2 separate regions of the Homo sapiens genome follow, and region 2 is linked to region 1. The links are chromatin contacts, found by Hi-C or POLR2A ChIA-PET in ENCODE. All regions are on one chromosome and are shown on one strand. Each heading gives the region's core, a stretch centred on a gene start or an enhancer-like site at or near the end of the contact. The rest is flanking DNA. Distances are from core to core; before and after follow the strand shown.

Region 1 (3,318 bases), core at 406-2,905:
GTCCCAGCCACACCAAAGGCCAAGGTGGGAGAATCGCCTGAACCCAGGAGTTTGGGGCTGCAGTGAGTTGAGATGGTGCCACTGCACAACAGCCTCTCCAAAGCATGATACGCCTATTCTTAAAAAAAAAAAAAAAAAAAAAAAAAACTACTTTAAAAAATTACTGTGCTCTACCTCTAATCTGATGCAATGAGCTCACACCATTTCTCCTTCTTTTCCTTCTCTTTTCTTGCTTTTTTTTTTTTTTTAACGAATACTATTCCCAATTCACCTAACTAAAATTTGATGTTAGTAAACTACAACCTACGGGGCACATATAAACTCCACACACTGAAGCAATGGCTGTACTCGTCAAAGATGTATGCAGTTGGTACTCAAATAATGTAGTTTTTTTTTTACTAGACTCTTTTTAAAATTTAACTTTAATTTTTGCTAAAGTAATGTTTGTATTTGGAATATAAAATAATTCTATGAGGCTTATAACAACAAACTATCGTCCTTGGCCCTACTCCTCTTCATAGGGAGCCAGACTGAATTTTAAAAGGCATATCTTCCAAAATTTCTCTCTCCATTTCTTAAGAAACATGCTTATACTACCATTTTCAGTTTTTTTTTTTCTTTTGAAACAGAGTCTCCCTCTGTCGCCTAGGCTGCAGTGCAGTGGCGTGATCTCCCCTCGCTGCAACCTCCGCCTCCTGGGTTCAAGCGATTCTCGTGCCTCAGCCTCCCGAGTAGCTGGAATTACAGGTGCCTACCACCATGCCCAGCTAATCTTTGTATTTTCAGTAGAGACGGGGTTTCGCCATCTTGGCCAGGCTGGTCTCGAACTCCTGACCTCAGGTGATTCGCCCAAAGTGCTGGGGCTATAGGCGTGAGCCACCTGCCCGGCTATTTTCAGTTTTGGATAGTATGTTTTGACATACACTCTGTTTCCTCTTTGAGACACCCGCTCTAGAGCCCTCTATTCCACTCCAAGCCGCCTGGATGCTCTCTTGGCCTGCTTACAGATTCCACTCTGTTTAGGAAGAAGGACGGCACGTTTATCCAATTATTCTTCCTGGACACGAATACTCCTCTCCCCAGAGATCAGTAACTGCCCACAATCTTGTTAGGAAGCCCCACAGCACCTAAGGGTACGAATGTCCCCAAAGAGTAGACGATTCTCTCCCTACTCACGTCTCCACTAGTGCAAGGCTGGCTTTCTTACCCTTAGAGGAATACAGAAATGACATCGTCTGCAGGCCAACGTCTAAACAACCAGGAGTGGGTTTTTCCACCCAACCGCAGTGCACGCAAAGCCCCTAAGCCGACTGTGAGACCGGGCGGAGCCTGGCGCTGCAGGAAGAGGCGACAGCCACAGCCCTACTGACGAGCCCGAGGGGTGAACTCCCCGGCGGGAGGCCCGAACCCTCAAACACCGGGAAGCGGAGGTGGGGGCCGGCTGGGGGACCGGTCCACCGGCTCCCACCTCGGCGTACAGGGATTCCAGGTCCCGGCGAGCGCTGGCCTAGCGGTTTCCACAGCGACAGGCCGGGCGCGCGTCCCCGCGCGTGCGCAGCTCCTCGCCCGCCCCCGGGTGGGCGGAGCAAGGAACAGCTGGGCGGGGACGACCGCCCCACGCCGCGCGGGAACCCTTGGGGGCCGGGGCTGCAGGCAGCTGGGAACCGCGGGCGCTAGGCGCGCGCACCCAGCACTCGGTCCCAGCCGATAAATCTGGGGCAGCGCGCGGTAGGAGCTGCGGGCGGCCAGGCCCCTTCCTGCGTCCGCACCTGGCCCCGCGCGCCCCTCTCGGGCGTCCGGCTTCCGGCGTCCTGGCGGCTCGGGTGGCGGCGGTTCGGGCGGCCGCCTGGCTGCTCCTCGGGGCGGCGACCGGGCTCACGCGCGGGCCCGCCGCGGCCTTCACCGCCGCGCGCTCTGACGCCGGTAAGGGGGGCGGGGCTTGGGGGGCCAGAGCGTGGGAGCGGTCCCGGCTCCCGGGCCTCTCGGCGGGTTGCGGGGATGTGGGGACCCGGCGCGGGACCTAGATCAGTAGGGCGAGCCGGAGGAGGTCAGACACTAGAGCCGTGTGCCCTCCTTCCCTCCCGTGCGCTTTGCTCTGCGGCGGATCCCGGGTCTCCGGGAGAGTCGGGCTCGGGCCCTGCGGTTCCCAGGCTGGACTGGCCGCCCTGTTACTAAAGTTCTGAGAAGGAAAGTCAGCCGTCAAGCGTCTTGGGATGCTCTTGAGCTGCACGAAGCTTCTGATCACCAAGGGGCCAGGCAAGGCCTTAGCGCCCTGTGAGGCCTGAGAATCCCCAAACTGAATGTAGGACTCCGTGGCAAACTGCTAGTTGTTCGTGCAAGTAGTAGTTGGCAAACTGCTTGTACTACTGAGACGGGCAAGTGCGGGAATAATTACAATAAAGGGTAAGGTTTGATGGGAGGAAAGCACAAACCCTACAAGTTTCTCCATCTGTAAAATGAGGATGTTTCTGTCATCCTTGGTATCATTTAGATCCGTTTAGTATCTGTCAATCAGTGCAGTTCTGCTTGTGTGTTTACATATTGGGTTTTCAAGTTTATCTAAACAAAGGATTATGAGGCCAAGAAGATTTTTTTTTTGAGATGGAGTCTCACTCTGTTGCCAGGCTGGAGTGCAATGGCGCGATCTCGGCTCACTGCAACCTCCGCCTTTCCCAAGTTCAAGCAATTCTTCTGCTTCAGCCTCCCAAGTAGCTGGGATTATTACAGGTGCCCGCCACCATGCCCAGCTAATTTTTTGTATTTTTAGTAGAGACGGGGTTTCGCCGTATTGGTCAAGCTGGTCTTGAACTCCTGACCTCAGGTGGTCCACCCTCCTCAGCCTCCCAAAGTGCCAGGATTACAGGTGTGAACTACCATGCTCGGCCAGAAGAATTTTTAAACAGTTGGATTTGGTAATCTGTAGAGGCTTCCAACGTTAGCATTTTATAATTGAAAAGGGGTCAAAATTAGCGGGGCGTGATGGCGTGCCCCTGTAGTCCCAGCTACTCAGGGGGCTAAGGCAGGAGAATCGCTTGAACTAGGGAGGCGGAGGTTGCAGTGAGCCGAGATCGCGCCATTGCACTCCAGCCTGGGTGACAGAGGGAGACTCTGTCTCAAAAAAAAAAAAAAAAAGGAAAAAGAAGTCAATTTCCAGAGCCAGTTCACCACTACCAAAGTAATAGTTAAGAGGAAAAATGTTGAAGGTAAATTCACATTCAACAAATTCGTTTTAAAAATGGTACTTTTGCCTTTAAAATCATGACATTCTAGTATTTGCTGTACTATTTGTAAATTAGCCTTTCTCCGGTCCCAATGATC
Region 2 (3,318 bases), core at 354-2,853, 1.1 Mb after region 1:
TTCTAGCATTTAGCAATTCATGCCAATTGAGGTGTCATTGAAGAGTTGGGGCTTGAATGAGAGGATCTCTCCATCCTTATTTTTCTTTTGCTCTCTGACACGAACTTTCTGATCTGTGGCCTTCGTATCCTCCACATGTTACCACTTTAAGTCGTATCTGGATGTGTTCATGCTGATCCATCTTCTAGTCTCACCTTCCAGTTTGTCCTACTTTATAATCCTTCAGGTTTAATTCAAAACCGAATTTATCCATGATATAGCTTTCTTTTCTCTGGACTCATAAGTAAGCCCCATCACTCTTAGCCCTTTTTTGTGGGCCTGTCTGGGTTCCATAATTAGATTGTGATCCTCTAGGAAAGGATTGTACCTGACAGCCTCTTCTATTTCCCATAGTAAAACTAGTTGATTAATTGTTGGTAAAATTTACATCATATAGCAGAAATGGCTTCTTCAGTAAAACAGACTGAAGAATATGCTAGAGACTGGCTGCAATATAAGTGAGGTCTAATTGGTTTTAAATGAAGTATTTTCCACTCTTTCATTTCTTGAGTGGTTTCAATTTAGAGCATCTCTTCGGTTCTACCTTTAATTCCCACATTTAGATTACAGTGAGATCATTTTCTGTTCCTCAATTTTGGTTCCAGACCAACATTTTAGATTTTAATACTACTATAATCTTGCTTTATCCAACAATAAAATCTTGCCAAAAGTACAAGTACTATTGAAGATATTTGTTGTATTTTCATTAAGAAAAGCTATTTTATAAAAGGGATGGATGATATAAAATAATACGTTTTTAATGAGAATTTTGAGCCCAATTAGCACGTTTGTTTGTTTGTTTTCTCTCCAGCAACCATAGTAAGTCCACCAAACCTTGATTTAGATCATCTGGTAATACAATGAAGTTGGGAAACGGTTTAGGTCGTATCTCAGAGGGTCCGCTCCTCTCACCATCCAAGTTTCTGCAGCAGCAGTGTTAAGAAAGATTCCTTGCCGGGCGCGGTAGGTCACGCCTGTAATCCCAGCACTTTGGGAGGCAGAGGCGGGCGGATCACTTGAGGTCAGGAGATCGAGACCATCCTGGCCAACATGGTGAAACCCCGTCTCTACTAAAAATACAAAAATTAACCGGGTGTGGTGGTGCGTGCCTGTAGTCCCAGCTACTCGGGAGCCTGAGGCAGGAGAATAGCTTGAACCCAGGAAGCAGAGGTTGCAGTGAGCCGAGATCGCGCCACTGCACTCCAGCCTGGGCGACAGAGCGAGACTCTGTCTCAAAAAAAAAAAATTCTTAATTTAATGCTTAGTCGACTCCTCCACTACTGAGGGAGCAAGGCGGAGAAGTTTTGATGCGGAGCGTTGCCTGAAAGATGTTTTTGTAGAGGCATTTTAGAAATGCCCCTGGGAGGTTAGAGTAGGGGGCTGCTCTGGATTTGTGAGGTCCGTTTTAACTTCCCTTGAAAAGCGCATCATGTGGGCGGGGGCAAGCGCCTGGCTGCGCCGGGGGGCACCACGGTGCTGCCCATCACGGGAACCGTCCGGGGTCGGTCCGTGAGCCCCTTTCTCCGCCCACCCAGCGGTCCGGCCGCGCATGCGCTGAGCTGGCGGGCCCGAGTGTTGTCGGCTGGGAAATGGCGGCCGCGGGCTTGGTCGCTGTGGCAGCGGCTGCCGAGTACTCTGGCACGGTAGCGTCGGGAGGTAACCTCCCTGGTGTTCACTGCGGCCCAAGCTCCGGGGCAGGCCCTGGTTTTGGCCCGGGCTCGTGGAGCCGCTCTCTCGATCGAGCCCTGGAGGAGGCGGCGGTCACTGGGGTGCTGAGCCTGAGCGGCCGGAAACTGAGGGAGTTTCCCCGGGGAGCGGCCAACCACGACCTGACGGACACCACCCGGGCGGGTGAGCGGGGCGGGGGGCGTCTCTGCCCGTCGGAGACCCGGCGCCGGGAGCCGCCCCGGCCGGGGGAGGCGGATGCGGGGGAGTTACAGCAGCTCGTCCCGTAGGCGCCGGGTCCGGACCCGGGTAACGGGGAGAAGCCGACGGCGCCAGCCCTCCGGGCCTGCGCCAGACCCAGAGCCTGGGGAGAGGCGGCGGGCGGCGGCATCTCTCGGGGAAGGGGGCCGGAGTGATTGATGGATGATTTTTTAGGCTTTCTGAGGAAAATCAGTTTCTGCCACGGCGGAGGTAGACCCTTGCCCCGCCCCGGTTTCTGCAGGCCCTTTCGGATTTGGGGTGCCGAATGGACCTGCTAAGACGGGAACGTTAGCGCGAGCTCTTCACAGATCAGAGTAGCAGGGGTGTCTGGACGAGCTGCATTGTCAGGAAGGGTCGGTCTCAGCCCTGGAGTTTTTTCGAAAGAAGTGTTGGGGAGCGTGTGTTTAAAGTGGACCCGAAAGAAGTGTTGGGGTGTGTGTGTGTTTAAAGTGAACCCGAGAGAAGTGTTGGGGTGTGTGTGTGTTTAAAGTGAACCCCAAAGAAGTGCTGGGGTGTGTGTGAAGTGAACCCGAACGCTGGAACGTCTTTCTTCGCCTCCATCTAGTTGACTTACAAAATAAATACGCTTGTAAAAATAACTAGAGCCCACTTTCCGACTCCCATTAGTTTCCTCTTCCACTCCTCATGTCCTCCAAAAAAAAGTTGAAGCAAACTACTTAGAAAAGATAGTCTAACATATTTGTACTTGCTATTCCTTTTTAAAGCATTACTTCGTGTTATGTATGTTTTCGAACACAGGAAAGAGAATAAGAAAGTAGGTATTATTTGGCTTTCTTAGTTGTGGCGAACAGTGTCTGGTGCCCGAGTTGTTCATCATCATGTTTGCAGTGCCGTCATCACTGCTCACTGCAGCCTCGACCTCCCGGGCTCAGGTGATCCTCCCACCTCAGCCTCCTGAGTAGCTGGGACTACAGGCAGCCGCCACCACGCCCAGCTAATTTTATATATATATATATATATATATATATAAAATATACATATATATATAATATACATATAAATATTATATATAAAATATATATATATTTTTTCGAGACGGTATCTCGCTCTTGTCTCCCAGGCTGGAGTGGAATGACACAATCTCTGCTCATTGCAACCTCTGCCTCCCAGGCTCAGGTGATCCTCCCACCTCAGCCTCCCGAGTAGCTGGGACTACAGGCGCCCGCCACCACACCCGGCTAATTTTTGGATTTTTATTAGAGACGGGATTTCACCATGTTGGCCAGGCAGGTCTCGAACTCCTGACCTCAGGTGATTCGCCCGCCTCGGCCTCCCAAAGTGCTGGGATTACAGGCGTGAGCCACCGCGTCCGGCCAATATTTTGTATTTTTT

What was found. A loop is a pair of places that touch in the nucleus more often than their neighbours do. ChIA-PET counts read pairs that join two places held with the same protein, here RNA polymerase II (POLR2A). Pooled maps may share reads with other maps.
Region 2: a loop to region 1 is called in a pooled map, with 4 times the contacts of the local background. The contact joins the promoter of LRCH3 here to the promoter of PIGX in region 1. A Hi-C loop is called at or near these places in 2 of 50 pooled maps. POLR2A ChIA-PET finds 5 or more read pairs at or near these places in 4 of 52 experiments (HepG2, OCI-LY7, activated CD4-positive, alpha-beta T cell and 1 more).

The regions. Positions count from the first base shown.
Region 1 is chr3:196,710,722-196,714,039 of GRCh38, forward strand. It overlaps PIGX (phosphatidylinositol glycan anchor biosynthesis class X), which reads left to right and starts at 1,656. Exons shown (of 6, transcript NM_017861.4): 1 at 1,656-1,923. The coding sequence starts at 1,812. CEP19 (centrosomal protein 19) reads right to left here and starts at 1,529. Exons shown (of 3, transcript NM_032898.5): 1 at 1,208-1,529. RefSeq lists silencers at 1,279-1,591, 1,426-2,055.
Region 2 is chr3:197,789,651-197,792,968 of GRCh38, forward strand. It overlaps LRCH3 (leucine rich repeats and calponin homology domain containing 3), which reads left to right and starts at 1,604. Exons shown (of 21, transcript NM_001365715.1): 1 at 1,604-1,890. The coding sequence starts at 1,629. RefSeq lists enhancers at 1,264-1,978, 1,592-1,791 and a silencer at 1,832-2,101.